Regions from separate parts of the Homo sapiens genome. Here region 1 is linked to region 2. Evidence: read pairs that join two places in POLR2A ChIA-PET (ENCODE). Cell type or tissue: PC-9. All regions are shown on one strand. Links, peaks and the distances in the headings refer to the core of each region. The heading gives the core; the rest is flanking DNA.

Evidence for each region. ChIA-PET counts read pairs that join two places held together with the same protein. Peaks named below come from ENCODE experiments on the same cell type or tissue, not always from the same donor. Only the 100,000 strongest peaks of a DNase experiment are listed, where the experiment ranks them.
Region 1: POLR2A ChIA-PET joins it to region 2 with 26 read pairs; 3 of 35 experiments call an interaction of 5 or more read pairs at or near these places.

What each region holds. Positions count from the first base shown.
Region 1 is chr10:63,296,155-63,306,499 of GRCh38, reverse strand. All of the region lies in intron 2 of JMJD1C (jumonji domain containing 1C), which reads left to right. Among named protein-coding and RNA genes, the nearest start is that of MIR1296, 72 kb to the left of the region's middle. In PC-9, for the core only: no CTCF peak of the experiment used is centred there; no DNase peak of the experiment used is centred there.
Region 2 is chr10:63,449,239-63,459,583 of GRCh38, reverse strand. The region is part of intron 1 of JMJD1C (jumonji domain containing 1C); the gene reads left to right. Among named protein-coding and RNA genes, the nearest start is that of JMJD1C-AS1, 11 kb to the left of the region's middle. In PC-9, for the core only: no CTCF peak of the experiment used is centred there; no DNase peak of the experiment used is centred there; H3K27ac peaks cover 1,360 bases.

The sequences.
Region 1 (10,345 bases), core at 705-8,704, 150 kb after region 2:
GATCTTAGACTTCTAGCCTTCAAAATTGTGGGTTACTGGAGTTTGAGGCTCTGTATTGATGAGACCATAGGATCCAAAAATTAATCTAAAAGTCATGTCAAGACTTTGTTGGCTGGGCACGGTGGCTCACGCCTGTAATTCCAGTACTTTGGGAGGCCAAGACGGGCAGATCATTCGAGGCCAGTAGTTTGAGACCAGCCTGGCTAACATGGTAAAACTCCATCTCTACTAAAAATACAAAAATTAGCCCGGTGTGGTAGCAGGCGCCTGTAGTCCCAGCTACACTGGAGGCTGAGGCAGGAGAACTGCTTGAGCCTGGGAGGCGGAGGTTGCAGTGAGTCGAGATCACACCAGTGCACTCCAGCCTGGGCAACAGAGCAAGACTCACTCTGAAAATTAAAAAAAAATAAAATTAAAAAAACGTGATAAACTAATGACTAAGTCTTTTTCTTTTCTTTTTTTAAGAGATGGGGTCTCTACCGGGCACAGTAGCTCACACCTTTAATCCCAGTATTTAGGAGGCCAAGGTGGGCAGATTGCTTGTGCCCAGAAGTTTGATTCCAGCGTGGGCAACAATGTGAAACCCCAACTCTACAAAAAATAAAAAAATTAGTTTGCACATGCCTATAGTCCCAGCTACTCAGAAGGCTGAGGAGGGAGAATCACTTGAGCCCAGGAGTTCAAGGCTGCAGTGAGCCGAGATTGTGCCACTGCACACAGAAGAAATATCAGAAAAATGATTTTTAATCAAATTACTTACGTTACAATACAGTTTGAATACAAGTATAGCAATATCCCTTTGAGAAAGATCTTTCAACACACACACACACACACACACACACACACACACACACACACACACACACACACGCCAGCATGGTGGTGCTTGCCCGTAGTCCCAGCTACTTGGGGGCTGATGTAGGAGGATCTCTTGAGCCTGGGAAGTCGAGGCTGACAAACCTTGCCTCCAGAGAGAGAGAGAGAGAGGGTCAGACCTTGCCTCCAGAGAGAGAGAGAGAGAGAGAGAGAGAGAGAGAGAGGGTCAGAGCGTCTTGCCATGTCATCCAGGCTGGAGTGTAGTAGTGGTACAATTAGAGCTCACTGCAACCTTTTTTGTTTTTTGTTTTTTTTTTGAGGTGGAGTCTTGCTCCGTCGCCAGGCTGGAGTGCAGTGGTATGATCTTGGCTCACTGCAGCCTCTGCCTTCCGGGTTCAAGCGATTCTCCTGCCTCAGCCTCCCGAGTAGCTGGGACTAGAGGCGCGTGCCACCACACCCAGCTAATTTGTTTTATTTTTAGTAGAGACGGGGTTTCACCATGTGGGCGAGGATGGTCTCGATCTCCTGACCTTGTGATCCGCCCGCCTCGGCCTCCCAAAGTATTGGGATTACAGGTGTGAGCCACCATGCCCAGCCACTCACTGCAACTTTTAACTCCTGGGCTCAAGGAGTCCTCCCACCTCAGCCTCCCGAGTCACTGGGTCTACAGGCACATGGCACCATGCCTGGTTTATATTTTAAAATACTTTTTTGGTAGAGATGGGGTCTTGCTCTGCTGTCTAAGTGTTCTCAAATTCCTGGCTTCAAGTGATCCTCCTGCGTCAGCCTCCCCAAGTACTGGAATTACAGATGTGAGCCCCTGTGCCTGGCCTCCTAGTCAATCTTTAGTTGGCTATTTACCAATTTGCTGTGTGTGTAAATACACACATACATATACATTTATATTTAAGTTTCCTAGACTTTGCATGTAGATTAAAAGAGAGTAAAAGCAATTGCCATCTGATCTTTTCTGTGGCCTTATTTAATTGAGGTTTTCTACCTCAACCCAGTTCCCAGTGTTTTTACTATACAGACTATTGTCATAATTATTATTCTTGGGACAGATTCTACCAACATTAAAAGTTGATTTGCATTTTAGACAAAGTAATCTTACATTTTGAATTATTCCTGACAACCCAAAAAACAAGAGTTTATTAATATGAATGTTTAATTAAATCCCACGTCTTTTATTTCTTTTTAAGTCCTTTTCCATTTTGAATTTTAACAGGGAGCTGGGTTTTTTTGGTGTTTTTTGTTTTGCTTTGTTTTTTTTAAATTCCTGGCTGTGAATCTTAAGTCCTCATTCTCTCAGATGTAGCCAGCAATCTGGGCATGGCTGTGTCTGAAAAGTAGAGACAGCCTTATGCCCAAACTTCTGTTACCAACGCGTTCTGATATCCAATATGAGTTATTTTGCTTGCATTTCTGATAATGGCTAAGGCAGTAACCAACTATAATTCATATTTAATGGTTTTCAAAAGTTTGAAGTTTGAGTCTTTGGTCCCATTTTGAGGTCATAACAATTTAAGATATTTTATATAGTACTAACTATAAGAATACTCTGATAGAAAGATACTGCCAGGAATACAAAGATAAGTAAGGCAAAGTCCTTGCTCAGACAGGTCCATTAATACTGTAATTCAAGGTAGAGTAAGATTAGTGTCATTAGAGTATTTGTTTCTAACATCAGTTCCATAACAGACACTGGCTTCTCAGGGATATCCTTACTATTCCTTCTGAAACTATTATATTGTTATCAGAAAAACTCTTAGTATGAATTTAGAGTATCTGGAAATATTAATGATAAACAAGAATCTTGGTTATTTTTTGCTTGGCAAAGATAACAAGCTATTATTAATGGCTTTCTGGGGCAATGAGCTATTACTGTGACAGAAATAAAAAATATATTTTTTAAACCTGTATCCAAATAGTTTGTATGCTATTGATCTTAGATGCATGAAATGTCTATGTGCTTACAAAGTGACATAACAGTACAAGAAATAACATGATATGAATCACATATGTACGTTATACGTGAGGTTGTCATTTAGCACTGGGATTGATTAAAAGCACAAGCAGGCCGGGTATGGTGGATCACGCCTGTAATATTAGTACTTTGGGAAGCCAAGGCGGGCAGATCACCTGAGGTTAGGAGTTCGAGACCAGCCTGGCCAACATGACGAAACCCTGTCTCTACTAAAAATACAAAAATTAGCTGGGTGTGGTGGCGCGTGCCTGTAATCCCAGCTACTTGTGAGGCTGAAGCAGGGGAATCGCTGGAACCTGGGAGTCAAAGGCTGCAGTGAGTCAAGGTTGCACCACTGTACTCCGGCCTGGGCGACAGAGCGAGACTCCGTCTGAACAACAACAACATCAACAAAAAAGGCACAAGCAGAGTCTTTTTCAGTAAGTTAGAAGAATGCCTCTCTTCCCTCAATGAGTCACAATACATACAAGCATTTTAAAGTCAGGTTAATAGTTGAAAGATCTTAGATGCAAAGAGTTTTAAATCATTAGTTCAAGAACTAGTCAGTGAGTGATTGAATAAACTTTATTAAAACATGCTTAGTGAATTAGTGAATATTACAACACAATTTTTTTCCTATTACTTTCTTTGAGTTTCGAGAAAGTTTCTAGCTGGGTGTGGTGGTGTGTGCCTGTAGTCCCAGATACTGGAGAGGCTGTGGTGGGAGGATCCCTTGAGCCCAAGAGTTCGAGGTTACAGTGAGCTATGATAGGCAACAGAGTAAGACTCTGTCTCAGAAAAAGTAGTCTCTATATGTGTATGTAAACTTTAGGAAGAAGTGGATGTTTATCACTGTTGGTTTGTTTCTGAAGTGTAATTATTATTTGATTGTGACTTGAATCTACTTTTTAAGAGGCCATAATTTTGGCTAATTCCAAATAAGACCTGACCTTACAAATGGCCTCATTACTAAGTCCAGCTTGTGCTAGAGCTTTCACTAATTACTGTCTGGGTCTAGGACTGGTAGTCAGACTGCAACAGTCACAACTTGGTAAACATTTTAAATACTGACATAAGATTTTTATATTCATACATTATTCATAATTGAAGTAAAAACATAGTTCCAAGATGTTGTAAAGGTGTCTTTCACTTTTTCTTCAGTCTTAGCTGTCTGTGAAGATAAACATACAACTTGCCTCTTATAAATGGTTCTCATGCAAGATAAAGCTATAATGGGATACTTTTTTTCTGTTTTTCAAATATCAGATTAGCAAAGATCAAATGTTTTGAACACGTTTTTGAAAAGAGTGTAGAAAGACTGCCACTGTCATTCATTGCTGGTTATGAGTATATACAGATATAAAGCTTGTGGAATGCATTTCTAATTATATATATTCATTTACTCAGGCATTTTTCTTCTCGTAACTTATTGTCCAGTCTACATGCATTTATTCATTTGTGGGAGATGACTTGAGTACAGGGCTTCTTCTTGTATGTATTAGAAGACTGGAAACAGCCTAACTATCTGTTAAATAAACTGAGTGCAGTTGCTCATGCCAGTAGTCCCAGCTACTTGGGAGGCTTAGGTGGGAGGAATTGTTTGAGCCCAGGAGTTCGAGGCTGCAGTTAGCCGTGATCCCACCACTGCACTCCAGCCTGGGCAACAGAGCGAGACCTTGTCTCAAGGGAAAAAAAGAGTTTAATAAATTATTTTACATCTATCCAGTGGAATACAATGCAGCCAGCCATTTAAAAGAATGAAGTAGTTCTGTATGTACTCATAGGAAATGGATTGGTTTCCACGTCATAGTAAGTTTTTTTAAAGTGTAGGACAGAACAGAATTCTTTAGCCATTTGTTTGTTTTTTCTTCATTGTGAAAATGTTTTATTTTATTTTTAATTTTACTTTTAAGTTCTGGGATACATATGCAGAACGTGCCGGTTTGTTACATAGGTATGTATACACGTGCCATGGTGGTTTGCTGCGTCATCAAGGTTTTAATCCCTGCATATGCATTAGGTATTTGTCCTAATGCTCTCTCTCCCCTTGTCAGGCCCCGGACAGGCCCTGGTCTGTGATGTTTCCTTCCCTGTGTCCTTGTGTTCTCATTGTTCAACTCCCACTTATGAGTGAAAACACGCGGTGTTTGGTTTTCTGTTCCTGTGTTAGTTTGCTGAGAATGATTAGCCATTTGTTTTATTTGTGAACTATATCTTAAGTGTGCATGTATGTGTGCTTGAATATGCATACCATATCTCTGGAAGAAAACATAAGAATGCATTAAAACTTGTTGCCTGTGTGATAAACTAGGTGTACTTCCTAGAGTAAAAGGGTAATTGGGATTTTTCTTCATATTTTTGAATGTTTGTACACTGTGCATGTGAGAGAGAAAGATTCTCAGAGGCTGGATGTGGTGGTTCATGCCTGTCATCCCAGCACTTTGGTAGGCCAAGGTGGGAGGATTGCTTGGGGCCAGGAGTTCAAGACCAGTCTGGACGATATGGCAAAACCCCATCTCTGCAAAGAAACAAAAATTAGCCAGGCGTGATGGTACATGCCTATAGTCCCAGCTACTGGGGAAGCTGAAGCAGGAGGATCACTTGAGCCCAGGAGGCAGAGGTTTCAGTGAGCCAAGGTCATGCCACTGCACTGTAGCCTGGGTGACAGAGCAGACTCTGTCTTAAAAAAGGTTCTCATGCATTTTCTTTTATTGCCCTTCCTGGGATATATGCTTCAGTAGCCTGAGAAAATATGCCAAGGTCTTAACATTGAATATTCAACATTTATAGATGGTTGTCTCTTAATGAATTCCTTTTTTTTTTTTTGAGACAGAGTCTCAATCTGTTGCCCAAGCCAGAGTGCAGTGGTGTGTTCTTGGCTCACTGCAACCCCTTTCTCCCGGGTTCGAGTGATTCTTGTCCCTCAGCCTCCCAAGTAGCTGGGACTACAGGTGCATGCCACAGCATCCAGCTAATTTTTGTACTTTTAGTAGAAACAATGTTTCACCATGCTGGCCAGGCTGGTCTTGAACTCTTTGGCCTCATGAGATCTACCGCCTTGGCCTCCCAAAATGCTGGGATTTCAGAAGTGAGCCACCACGCCAGGCTTCTTAATGAATTTCTGTTAGCCTTCAACTTTAACCCTAAAAGTAATTCTCTGCTGTTCACATGATATGAAGATTCAGACAAAGAAACAGCAAAGATTTTGTTCATATAGTGGAGATGGTTCGAATAAAAAAATTCTTCCTGTGATAGAACATTTTTCTTTTTTCAAGCTCTTGAAACAATAATACCATTTCCTAAAGTAGCAAACTTAGATGATGTGTAAATCTCTTATTTGTATCTAGACAAACAAAGATAGCTTCCCTTTCTTTTGGTACAAATATTTTCATCTCTAATCTTATTGTGCTTTTGATAACCAGGCTGACTTACTATGGGAGGATAGTTTGTCACTCTGAACCCAGCATACAGAGCTTCATGTGAGATAGTGTCCTTGACCTTGGCCTCACTAGTACTGTAATCAGGCTTTCTTACCAGACTGCCTGAGTGTATTAACTTGAATATTTGGTTGAACATTGTATTAACTTTAATGTAATAACTGCCTAGTGGAGTCAGCATTCAAGTAGTGTGGTTGTTTAATGCTGTATACTTAGCTGTTTTTCTAGAAAACACAGATCATCAGCAGTTCTAATTGTACATACTCATCAACTCAGACATTCCACTTGTAAGGAATTTATCCTACAGTCTTATTTGTTGGAAATAAGTATAGGATCATCATCATCATTATAAGTGACATAATTCAAAGACCTGATCATCTGTAAAAAAAAAAACTGAAAATTCAAGAAGACTGGGTTCCTTGAAAGGCTTTAACTATTTCTTGCAGAGATGATTTTCCAAGGCAAAATCATCTCTGAATTTCAGAGATGAATTTGAACACAAGGATGAGGGCATTCTTGTAGAGTTTCTTGGAATTCATAGGAATTAACCCAGTTTGTTCATCTTCAAATCGTTTTTATGTTTTTGCCAAAGAGAAGATTATCAATTAATAGTTTTTTTATACAAAAACTATGGGCAGCAGTATCAAAGTTGACATTATTTGTAGGGCATTTGAAATGTTTGTTTTGCTCTATTATTTGTGCTATTGTTTGTGCCGTAGGTGAGCTCTGTTTTGTTGTTAATTAACCATTTTTAAATGGTCTTGCTGAGAAACTATAATAAGAAATCTGGGCCAGGTGCAGTGGCTCATGCCTGTAATCCCAACACTTTGGGAGGCTGAGGTGGGCAGATCACTTGAGGCCAGGTATTTGAGACCAGCCTTGCCAACATGGTGAAACCTCATCTCTACAAAAAAAAAAAAAAATGGAAAAATTAGCTGGGTGTGGTGGCATAGGCCTGTAATCCCAGATGCTTGGGAGTCTTGAGGGGCGAGAATCGCTTGAACCCAGGAGGTAAAGGTTGCAGTGAGCCAAGATTGCACCACTGCACTTCAGCTTGGGCAACAGAGCAAGACTCTGTCTCAAAAAAAGAAGAAAAATTCAGTTATAATGTTTAAGGATATTTCATATATCTTTATTTCTAAACTTTTCATATTATACAGTTTCTACATGGTGTTTGATATAGACTTAGTAATAATGTTTATTAAATATGTAAATTAATGACTAAAGTGTTTTTTAAAGATTAGAATGAAGGCCAGGCATGGTGGCTCATGCCTGTAATCCCAGCACTTTGGGAGGCTGAGGTGGGCGGATCACCTGAGGTCAGAAGTTCAAGACCAGCCTGACCAACATGGAGAAACCTTGTCTCTACTAAAAATACAAAAAAGCCAGGCGTGGTGGTGGGCACCTGTATTCTCAGCTATTCGGGAGGCTGAGGCAGGAGAATCGCTTGAACCCGGGAGGTGGAGGTTGCGGTGAGCCGAGGTTGTACCATTGCACTCCAGCCTGGGCGGCAAGAGCAAAACTCCGTCTAAAAAAAAAGATTAGAATGAATGTGGCATTCTGTCTTTTACTGATGTCGGGAGAACATCTTAAATAGATATGTTACGGGTTGAAATGTTTTCCCCAAAAAGATATATTGAAAACCTAATACTTGTAGTATATAGTACTTGTGAATATAACCTTAAGAAATAGGGTTTTTGAAGATATAATCAAATTAAGATGAGGTCGTTAGAGTTGCCCTTAATCTAGGGTTCTTATAAGAGAGAATATGGATACAGAGATACACAGTGTAGACACCATGTGTCAACATTGGCAGGGATCGGCATGATGCTTCTGCAAGCTCAGGATTGCAAAAGGTTGCCAGCAGACCACCAGAAGCTAGGAGAGGCAAGGAAGGGCTCTGGTACAGTTTTCAGAGGAGACATGGTCCTGTTTATGTCACAGATGTCACTTCACCAGCTGGAAATTCTGTGGCCAGTGGCACCAGTGCTTGAGTTTTGCTTATTCCCACTGGGCTCATTCTGCCTACTTGGCCTGGCAGGCTGAACTCGGCTCACACTACTGGCCTGGATCTCACGCCTATCAAGGGCGAGCCAGGAGCAGAGTGGTGAGGGGTGTGTGACCGGGCAAGCACAGGGTCCAATCACTGTGCACAGCCAGGCATACTGGCTGCTATAGTGGGGCAGGCAGTTCCAGTCACCAGCACAGGTCTGGCCCCATTGTGAGGCTGCAGCTGGATCAGATGTACCGTAAGCAGCTGTCGCTGCAGCACCCGCGTGTGGATGGAGGGAATGTGGTATCATCTGAAAGCTTAGAAATGCCAGGATCTGCAGAGCCCCCAAAAAGGGTGTTACAGCGTGTCACAGCCCTGGCTTGAGGAGCCCTGAGGTCTGGGCTCCCAGTAGGGCCACAGCTCTTCTTTCTTTCTCGTCACCTGCAGTGTGGCGAGTGAGGGGGTGAGTTTCTGGAGGGCAGTTTCAGCCCATTTGTGTTACAGCTCTTTCAGTCCTGCCATCCCGCTCCAGCTGGCAACTCCTGGGCTGGCCCGGCCCTGTTGCTTTTTCCCATCCCATGGGGTGGCTACCTGGTGGAGGGCAGGAGGGCTGTAGTGTTACGGAAGCTCTGGCTTTGGGAACCCCAAGGTCTGGGCCCCCAGAAAGTTCACCACTCTTCACTTTCACAATCTGGGAGCATGTTACCACCCACACCTCAGTAAGCCAGCCAGGAATGTGTTACAGCTCCTTTCAGTCCTGCCATTTGGTGGGTCCAGAGTTCTTGTCCTGCATCCAGGAAGAATGAGGTTATGTGGACAACTGGAGGGTGAGCAAGACAGAGAGGAGTGATAGAACAGCTCTCAGCGGAGAGGAGACCTGAAGTAGGTAGCTCCTATCTGCAGACAGGTAGTCCTGATGAGTGTCCAAGCCTGGCTGAGCCCGGGGTTTTTATAGGCTCAGAATGGAGGAAGTGCATGCTGACTGGTCCATGGGTGGGCCTGGAAAAAGCACTATCCGACTGGCCAAAAGGCATCAAGGAAGTTCTCTGGGTTGGAGACTCTACCCAGAACTGGCAGCCCGGCCTCCAGGCTTCAGGCCATCCCTGGCTTGTAGGATTACAGGCGTGAGCCACCGCGCCTGGTTTATTTAATGTTTTTAAATAAACACTTCGCTGTCGACACAACTAAACTGCATATACTTTTCAGGATCCTGGGTATGATGATGAGAAAAGATGCCAAAGGAGATGACTGGTTCCTAATTTTGAGAAACTTTCAAAGTGGTGAAAGAAACACATATGGTTCAAGAAGGGAATAATTATATAGTAACAGGTACTTTGAAGAAATGTGTAACCTGATTTATGAAAATCTTAAAATGGGAACTTACGAGTAAAATAGAGATTTTTGCTTTAAATTAAAAAAAATTGTCTATCCTCCACCCCCTTTTCTTTTAAGAACTTCATACTGTCAACCAGGAGAGACTATCTTTTACAGCTAGATAACTAGGCTTACTAGCATGTAGAAAATATAGCTGATCTCATTATATGCAGATTCTGTAATTGCAAATATGCCTACTCACTAAAAATTATTTGTAACCCAAAATGGCACTTCCTTGACCATTCATAGACTTACGCAGAGTGGAGAAAAATTTTTGTCACCTATACGCACATTTCCAACTGAGATTGAACAGGTGATGTTCTGCTTTTTTGTTTCAGATTTCATACTGTAAACAAGTATCCTTTTAATGGTCTATTTAATGTCATGTTTTTTGTATTGTTCTGTTTTTCTGGTTTAGGTTAGTGATTTTGCTGTTTAAAATACTCCCCAAATGTAGTGCCGAGTACTGCCTAATGTTTTTTAAGGGCAAGAAGGCTGTGATGATATGCCTTTTGTGGAAAATACATGTGTTAGACAAGTTTCATTTAGGCATGAGTTAATAGTGCTGCTGTTCGTGATCTCAATATTAATGAATCAACAAGATAGCCAGGCATGGTGTCTCATGCCTGTAATCCCAGCACTTTGGGAGGCTGAGACGGGTGGATCACCTGAGGTCAGGAGTTTGAGACCAGCCTGGCCAACATGGTGAAGACCTGTCTCTACTAAAAATACAAAAAATTAGCTGGGCGTGGTGGTGCA
Region 2 (10,345 bases), core at 1,133-9,132:
CAAAGCTTTGTAAAAATTAATTTGTTTTAATGTGTATGAAGTATAAATATCTAACTTTCTAAATATTTACAAATAAGAAATAGCATTGAGTTTTTATATTAGGAAGTGTGCCATAACTCCTCACAGTTAAATAGAAATTTCAGGAGAGATACATCGTTAATATTTCAGAAATTAGCAAGAGAGGGCAAGCTTGGCTTTTTAGGTCACATATATCATAAACCCTAGTTTATACTCTGTCAGTGTTGGTCAGATAAATAACTGTAGGTCCACTATTCTTTATCTGCAATTCTGAAATTCAAATAGCTGTAGCAACTACATTTTTTAATGATTCATTTGGAAGCAAAACCTGATTGACTAAACTCATTTTTTAAGTAGAGCTTAATAGGAATTGAGTATTTCTTATAGGAGAAATATTAATGTGCTCCACTTTTAGGGTTCTGTTCTAAATCCTTCAGAGATGTTACATGTTGCCTAGGAACTGTGCTATATTACCATAGTTAACTACCATAACGTAAGGACTTGTACTATATTACCATAATCAACTACCGTAATGTATGCTATAGGCCAAGCGCGGTGGCTCACATCTGTAATCTCAGCACTTTGGGAGGCCAAGGCAGGGAGATCACTTGAGCTCAGGAGTTCAAGACCAGCCTGGGCAACATGGTGAAATCCTGTCTACTGAAAATACAAAAAGTAGCCAGGCGTGGTGGTGTGTGCCTGTGGTCCCAGCTCCTTTGGGTACTGAGGTGGGAGGATGGCTTGAGCCTGAGAGGTCAAGGCTGCATTGAGCCATGATCATGCCACTGCACTCTAGCCTGGGTGACAAAGTGAGACTGTTCCTCAAAAAAAAAATAAATAAATAAAAAAAAAGCTATATTTAACTTTATAAAAATCCAATAAACTTTTAATACCAAAATATGTTGAAAGAGTTTGGATGAGGGATTGTTATTTGAATACTAATACGATTTTTGGTGGTGTAGATTTAATGGCAACAAATACTGCTAATTTTATTTGTTAGGAGATTTGATAGTGATCATATGTCTGCCTAATTTCAGATAGTTTTTCCAGTGTGGATTTTAGCAGACTTTTTTTTTTTTTTAAAGACAGGGTCTCGCTCTGTTGCCCAGGCGGAGTACAGTGGCATAATTACAGGTCATGGCAGTCACTTTCTGGGTTCAAGAGATCCTCCCACCTCAGCCCTACAAGTAGCTGGTACTACAGGAATGAGCCACCATGCCTGGCTAATTTTTTTTTACTCTTTGTAGAGATGGAGTCTGACTGTGTTGCCCAGGCTGGTCTCAAACATCTGGGCTCAAGCAATCCTCCTGCCTTCAGACTCCCAAAGTGTTGGGATTAGAGGTGTGAGCCATGGCATCCAGCTTCACACTTTTATTAGATATAAAATTCTTAATCTGACAAAGAAAGATTTAGGGATTACGTACTTTTAGTTTTACAACTGGTCTTTACTAAATTGTTAATGTTGAAACATTGTCTGAAATTATCGAATTGGATAAAATCCCTTTGTGTAGAATTTATATTTTATATTCTAGCTAGTTTACGAAATTATTATCTTAAACCCATTGATGAAAATGTTGATTTATCTTATATTGTAGAACTATTGATTTAATTATAGAATACATGGCTAAGTAGAAAAACAGCAGCTCACAATCTGTTTACTGTTTTGTCTGGCAAAACAAAACTATGCATACTGCTGACTTACGAAAAACTGAAAAGAGTTTTTGAAATCACACAATCAGTAAGTGTCAGGGCAGGAATTTGAATGCAGATTTCTGATTTCAAATCTGTTATCTCTGTACTCTGCCATATTGCTTCTGCCAATGGTTTGTGATTCACAGACTCTCAAAGTAAAAACCCGAAATTCCCTTTAACTGTAATGTTATATATTCTTTCTGAGCCCTTTCTCTTTCTTCATTTCTATAGCCCTATGGTTTAAGTCCTCTTGGACTTTTATTTCTCCTTCCTTCCTGTCTGCAGTTCCTTTCATCTTCTTAATTTGGTATTTCAAATTCAGTCCTTTGCTTACTGTTTGTTGTTGTTGTTTTAATCTTGTTATTTCCTTTGTAGAATTTACTTGTACTATGTTGCATAATTACTCACAAATCTGCAATTAAAGTTTGGCCTTTTTTCAGTTTGATCCACCGTCTCTACTGTTTGGAAGCTTTACATGAATGTCCCGTGTGTGGGTTTGAAATAGTGTTTAAAGTATAATTTATTATCTTCATGTGAAACCAGCTGCCATTTTGAGATTTAATTTGAAGTTTCACCTGGGCTTGAAAACACCTTCATCTTAAATGTTTTTCCACCTTGAACGTTGGCATTAACTTAGTTCTGCAGATTTCTTCCTTTAAATTGGAACCTGCTTTCCCGTCTCCATTCTTTTCAATTTGTACTACCACTTGCTCAAAACCTTCCTTACTTGATTTATTTGGGTTATATCTATTGATACTTACTGTATTAAAAACTAAGCTGAAATTTTTAAAACACAAGAGCAGTTTTTCATAAGTCAGCACTATGCAGACATAGTTTTGTTTTACCAGACAAAACACAAGTAGTCTGCTGCTCTGAACACTGATGAAAGAATGAATGGAAAAGGCAAATAATGTCTTAGTAGTATTTTGAGAAGTTTTTATCTTACTAATCCCTTGAATAGATTTTGTTGCCCTGGAAACATTTGGTGAAGGTATCTGTTCATCTAATTCTCTTTAGTAGAATTATTTACATTAGTATCACTAAATAGTTAAATTTTAAGTTGAATTTGGCTTCTTCATTATTTCAGGTTTCTTCCAGTATTTTCTGTGTGGCTATATTGCTTATGAAAATTATGTATTTTGAACGTAGAAGGTTGCATGTAACATGCCAGAAAATGTTAACATGGCAGTAGGAATAGTCAGCATTCCTAGAATAGATTTCAGATTTTTTCAAAGCTAGAAGAGGTCTGTGTGACTAATTCATTTCTTGTGAAAGACTGACACTTAGGAGCTGAAACATCTGATCCATCTGTTAAAGTTAGGAGTTTTAAGATTCAAAAATCTTTAGGCTCAGAGGAATATCAAAGAAGGAAGCAGTATGTTAATGTTTGGTTAAAATTATGTGTTATTTAATATAAAATGACTGTATATTTAACAGAATTTATTTCCTCTCTATATTGTGATTCTATAGATGGAATCTTGATGCAATACAGGACTAGGAGAAATATTTGTATAAGAATTTAAAGTTGATGAACTATTCCAATGTGTTGAATAACATTATACTATTATTTGGTCTATGTTCTTTTTCTTCTTTAAAATCACATTGATAAAACTATGTAGAGCCTATTTTAGAGCGTTTCCACTGTTCGCTAGAACATTTTATTGCCATAATTTTCAAAATCTCTGATCATATTTTAATACCAAAGTGAATCATTTTGAGGGAAACCATTTTACTTTACATTGTTCATGTGAATTAAGAGAGTAAGTTGTGAATATGAATATAGACTATATGTATTTCACCTTTCCGTAACGGTTTTGAACTATACAAACATATACACATAGTTATATAATAGAAATAATTATTAAGACCCTTTGAACTACTAAGTATAACAAGGAAAAAAGCAAATATGCTTACAGTTAATATAATATTGCATTAAATTTGCCTCGATTTTCTCAGTCTTAAGAGCAAAATAAGAATTGTGATTAATTAAAATATCATTTATTTTCAGTGTTTTTTCACTAGGTTCTACTGCCTTTTTGAATTGCTTTCTTTGGTGTCTTGGAAAACTAAGTGACCAGAGGGTATAGGAGACAAGAAACCTGAGAGTACTGAATTCTCATTCTTACCCCTTTCAATTAGAACACCACTGATTTTATCAGTTTTATTTAATAATGATTTCATAGGCCAGAAAATTAGATTACACAGTTCTTTTTTCAGAGAGAAGGAAATAAGCCATTTTTAAAGAGAGAAACTTTTCTTGAAAAAAAAATCTGAATCTGGTAGCTTAATACAAGGGAAATAGCAAATGAAGAGCTGTTTCTTGGTAAATAAGAATCCAGTGTGTCATTATGAAGTATCACTTCATGAGGATATTCCTGCAAGAGATTAAAATAATATTGAGATATGTAACTGTATAATGATCAGTGGAACCTAAAGGAGAAGAAACTAATAATAAATATGACTAAAGTTCATGATTGTCAACCTTTTATTTCTTGTATTCCAGTGTCCCAGTGGATAGGGTTAAGCTTTAACGTGCAGAATTGTGGAGGAAACATGTTTGAATGGTTTTTTTCTAGACCTCATACCCAGATACTGTGATCTTAGATATGGAGTATAGGACAAAAATCTGTACTAAAATTTATTAACTTTTTTGACTGGGTACCACAGAAACATAAAGAAGTATATTTTGAATAATCTCACTCCCACACCTGCCCCGATCAGCCTAGTTTAATCTGCATCTCTTTTAAATAACCATTTTTGTTAATTTCTTATGTTTTCTTCCAGAGTTTTTTGTTAAAAATAAAGATGTGAACGGATGCACGTAGTCTTATTCCTCCCAGGCATATGTAATCAAGCTGAGCATAACCTAAAGGAAAATAACCACGTTATAGGTGTTGCGATACAATACAACAGGAACTACACAATTCAACTTATGAAGTATTTTTGCCAAGAAGAACTGAACCTGAATATAATGAAGCTTCTAGATTCTGACAGCAGTTTACAGGACATATGGAGGTAGAGGAACATGTGAAACTACACCATGAGGATACAGTCAGCCATATTCATTATGTGGGGAATTACAGAGCTGTGCTTTTCAGTATGGTAGCCACTAATGTGTGGCACTTCAATAAAATGAAAAATCAGGCTAGGTGCAGTAGCTCATGCCTGTAATCTCAGCACTTTGGGAGGCCAAGGTGGGTGGATCACTTGAGGTCAGGAGTTCAAGACCAGCCTGGGCAACATGGTGAAACCCTGTCTCTACTAAAAATGCAAAAATTAACTGGGTGTGGTGGTGCAGGCCTGTAATCCCAGCTACTAGGGGGGCTGAGGCATGAGACATGAGAATTGCTTGAAACCAGGAGGTGGAGGTTGCCGTGAGCTGAGATCGTACCACTACACTCCAGCTTGGGCAACAGAGTGAGATTCCATTTCAAAAAACAACAAAAAAATTAGCTGGGTGTGGTGGTGCAAGCCTGTAATCCCGGCTACTCTGGAGGCTGAGGCATGAGAATCTTGAACCAGGGTGGTGGAGCTTGCAGTGAGCTGAGATCATGCCACTGCACTCCAGCCTGGGTGACAGAGGGAGACTCAGTCTGAAAAAGAAAAAAAAAAAAAATCAATTTCTCCTTTTAGAGCTCCGATCACATTTTGTACGCTTGGTTGACACATATGGTTAATATCCACAGTCTCAGATAGTACAAATATAGAAAATTTCCATCATTGCAAAAAGTGTAGATGTGGCTATTCAATTGGATACAGCTATTCTGTAGTAACCATTAAAAAGTTAAAAATTAAAACATGTAATTTTCTGACTAGTAGAAAAAAATTGGGATGATACAAACAGAATTGGAGGCCGGGTGCAGTGGCTCAAGCCTGTAATCCCAGCACTCTGGGAGGCTGAGGCGAGCGGATCACCTGAGGTCAGGAGTTCAAGACCAGCCTGGCCAACATGGTGAAACCCAGTCTCTACTAAAAATACAAAAATTAGCCGGGTGTAGTTCCAGCTACTCAGGAGGCTGAGGCAGGAGAATCGCTTGAACCTAGGAGGCGGAGGTTGCAGTGAGCCAAAGTAGCGCTACTGTCCTTCAACCTGGGCAACAGAGCGAGACTCTATCTCAAAACAAAACAAAAAACAAAAAAAAACTATTGCTTTTTCACATGCAAGTTTTTTCCTAGTCTCTTGCCGTTTTTAACTACTTATAGTACATTATTCTGTATGGCTTTGCTTGACAGACGCAAAGGATCAGTAAAAATTTTTCCTTTGGCATCAGGCCTTTGTTTCAGCTTAAGAAATTCTTTCTAATTTGAAATTATATTTTAAAACATTCACTTTTTCTCCAGTAATATAAAATGTCTGTGTCTTTTGCTATATTTTAGGAATATTTGTGGACTATCTGTTATATTCCATATATCTTTCTGTTTCTTGTACCGCAAGATCAGAGTGTTTTAATGATTGCAGTTTTATAGAATCTTAATAGGTAAGCAAATCTGTTCATTACTCTTCATTTTCAATAATGGACATTCTTTAAAAAATTTTTCTTATTGTAAAATATATGTAACAAAACTTACAATTTTAACTATTTTTGTTTTGGTTTGTTTGAGACAGGGTCTTGCTCTGTCACCCAGGCTGGAGTGCAGTGGCGCCATCTCGGCTCACTGCACCCTCCGCCTCCTGGGTTCAAGCGATTCTCATGCCTCAGCCTCCCGAGTAGCTGTGGTTACAGGCACCTGCCACCACACCCGGCCAGTTTTTGCACTTTTGGTAGAGATGGGGTTTTGCTCTGTTTGCCAGGCTAGTCTCAAACTCCTGACCTCAAGTGATCCGCCTGCCTCAGCCTCCCAAAGTGCTGGGATTACAGGTGTGAGCCACGCACAGCTCATTTTAACCATTTTTAAGTGTACAGTTTAGTAACATTAAGTATATTAACAATATTTTGAAATTATCAGTACTATCCATTGTCAGAAGTTTATCATCCCAAACAGAAACTCTCTATCTAATGTCTCTGTGAATTTGCCTGTCCTTCATAAAAGTGGAATCATACAATATTTGTACTTTTGTGTCTGGCTTATTTTAACTTAGCATAATGTCAAGGTTTATCTGTGTTGTAGCAAGTATCATAACTTCACTTCTTTTTTATGGCTGAGTAATATTCCATTGCATATATATACCACATTTTATTTATCTACCAAAGGGTAGAAGGATTGCTTCTACCTTTTGGCTATTGTGAATAATGCTGCCATGAATATCAGCATATCTATTTAAGTCCCTGCTTTTTACTTCCTTGGGGTATGTACCCAGAATTGGAATTGCTGGATCATATGGTAATTTTATGTTTTGTGAGGAACCACTGCACAGTTTTCCACAGTGGCTGCACCATTATATGTTCTCAACAGCAATGAAGATGGATTCCAGTTTCTCTACATCCTAGTCAACACTTACTATTTCCTGGGTGTTGTTTGAAAATAGCCATCCTAGTGAGTGTGAAATGGCATTTCATTATGATAATTTTCCCAATGATTAGTGATTTTTGAGCATCTTTTCATGTGCATGTTCACAATTTGTGTATCTCCTTTGGAGAAATGTTTTAAGTTGTTCACCCAGTTTTGATTCAGCATGTTTTGTTTTGTTTTGCTTTGTTATAGGAGTTCTTTACATATTCTGGTTATTAGTACCTTATCAGCTAAATGATTAGAGATATATTCTCTATTCTGTGGGTTGCCTTTTCACATTCTTGATAATGTCTTTTGATGCATAGGAAAATTATAAATTTTAATGTAGTTCAATGTATCCATCTTTTATTTTGTTGTTGGTGCTTTTGGTGTCATTTCCCAGAAGTTGCTGCCAAATCTAATGTTATTGAAGCTTTCCTGTCTTCATTTGCTTCTAAGTCTTCTATAGTTTCAGCTCTTGATTTAGTTCTTCTATCCATTTTTAGTTGACTTTTGTGTATGGTGTAAAATAAGGGTCCAGCTTTATTTTCTTACATCTGTTAATCTCATTTTCTCAGCTCCATTTATTGAAAAGACTGTCCTTTTTCCATTGAATAGTTTTGGCACCTTTTTCAAAAATTATTTGGCCATATATGCAGGGGTTTATCTCTGGTCTCTGTCTTCATCTGTACAGTTGTCTCTCAGTATCGTGGGGGATTGATTAGAGCCCCCAAATCCATGGATGGTCAAGTGCTTTATCAGCCTTAAGGTGGCATAGTATTTGCATGTAACCTACATACTTCTTTCTGTATATGTTCAGTCATCTCTAGAATACTTAAAATTCCTAATACAATGTCAGTGCTATATAGTACTTATAATACCTAATGCAGTGTAAATGCTCTGTAAATAGTTGTTATACTGTATTTTTCAAATTCATATTTTTTAAATTTTTTTCTGAATATTTTTGATCTATCATTGGTTGAACTCATGAATGCAGTACAGAGGACCGACAGTATAGCTGTCTTTATCCCAGTCCTGCAGCGTTTTTGATTACTGTGGGTTTGTAGTAAGTTTGAAATCAGGAAGTGTGAGTTATTCAACTCTGTTCTTTTTCAAGATTGTTTTGGCTGTTAAGGGTCCCCTGCGATTCCATGTGGATTTCAGAATTGATTTTTCTATTTCTGTAGAAAACATGGGGATATTAATAGGGTTTGTATGTATTGAATCTGTAGATGGCTTTGGGTAGTGCTGATATCTTAATATCGGATTTTCTGATCCACAAACACAGATGTCTTTCCATTTATTTGTGTGTTTAATTTCCTTTGATATGTACCAGTCATTTGTCTCCTTGGTTTCTTACGTATTATTTTTTTGATGTTACTGTAAATGGAATTGCTTTAATAATTTCCTTTTCAGATTGTCCATTGTTGATTTATAGAAACACAACTGATTTATCTGTGTTGATTTTTGTATACTGCAACATTGCCGAATCTGTTAGCTCTAAGAGTTTTTTTTTTTTTTTCTGTGTGTGTGTGAAATTGTTAGGGTTTTGTACATAACAAATTATGTCATTTGAACAGAGGTAATTTTACTTCTTCTTTTCCAATTTGAATGTCTTATCTAAGTTTCTGACTAGTCCAATGCTGCGTTGAATAGAAGTGGCAACAGCAGGTATCCTTGTCTTGCTCTTGATCTTAGAGAAAAAGCTTTTAGTGTTTCACCATTGAGTATGATGTTAGCTGTGGAATGTTCATACCTGGCCTTCATTATGCTGTATTTTCCTTCTTTTCCTAGTTGGTAGAGTGTTTTATGAAAAAATGTTGACTTTGTCACATGCTTTATCTGCATCAATTGAGATGATCATAAAATTTTTTTTCCCTTCATTATGTGAATGTATTGTATTTATTGACTTTTGTGTGTTGAACCATCCTCGCATTCCAGCAATAAATCTCAGTTATGGTATATAATTTTTTTTTAATTTCTCTTTTTAAGAGACATGATCTCACTCTTTTACCCAGGCAGTAGTCCTATGGCTGTTCACAGGCAGAGTCATGGTAATAATGGTAATAATGCTGCTATGGTAATAATGCTGCTGTGAACATCAGTGTATGAATATCCTTTTTTACACCCCTGGCCTCAAATGATCCTCCTGCCACAGCCTTCCAATTAGCAGGAACTACAGATGGGTACCTCTGCACCTGGCTTTAATTGCATTTAACTAAAAAAAAAAAATTATTTTGTGATGCCTTTCATTGTTTCTTTGCCTTTCTCACACTAATACCCTGGTCTAATTTTGCTTTTCTTTTCCTCTTTTTTTGTTTTTTGTTTTTTGAGACAGGGTCTCACTCTGTCACCCATACTGGAGTGCAGTGGCACAATCACAGCTCATTGTAGCCCGGACCTCCTGGGCCCAAGTGAGCCTCCTATCTCAGCCTCCCAAGTTACTGGGTCCACAGGTATGTGCCACCATGCCTGCCTAATTTTTAAATTTTTTTTGAAGATGGAGTGTCCCTTTGTTGCCCAGGCTGGTCTCAAACTGGCCTCAAGTGATCTTCCCACCTCGGCCTCCCAAAATGCTGGGATTACAGGCAAGAACCGTCACACCTGGCCTAACTTTGCTTGGAATTGTGTACAGTTTTATAGACTAATTTAGGAAGTATGAATATCTTTTCATTACTGAGTCTGCACTTCAAATAACATGTAGTATCCCTCCAGCTATTCATGTTTGATTTTTTTAAATATTCTCCAGTGGATATGATTTTCTTCATATACGTCCTGTGTTTGTTAGGCTTATTCTTAGACACTATATATTTTGACACTTAGATGTATATTGATATATGCCTGAATCATTAATACATATCTTTTACTCATTTGTTTCTTCAGACACAACTTTTGGAATAAAAATAATGTGATCTTTCTTTTCCCAGTATATATTTTTAGCTCATATAATAGCTTGGTAGCTTTTTTCATTCATAGGCTTAATAAAGTTACAGTAGACTTTATATATATGAAAAGTGTTATAAAGAAAAAGTGAAATAATGTTACTAGCTTCTTAAATCTTGCCTAAAGTTTTAATAAACTGTTCAAGATGTTATTTCCTTATCATGTCTTTTGTTTTATCATTATGATCAATGGAAATATAATATTTATTTTACAGAATTTCACTTTTAGATTGTGTACCAGTTCATCTTCAAGTGAAACTGTA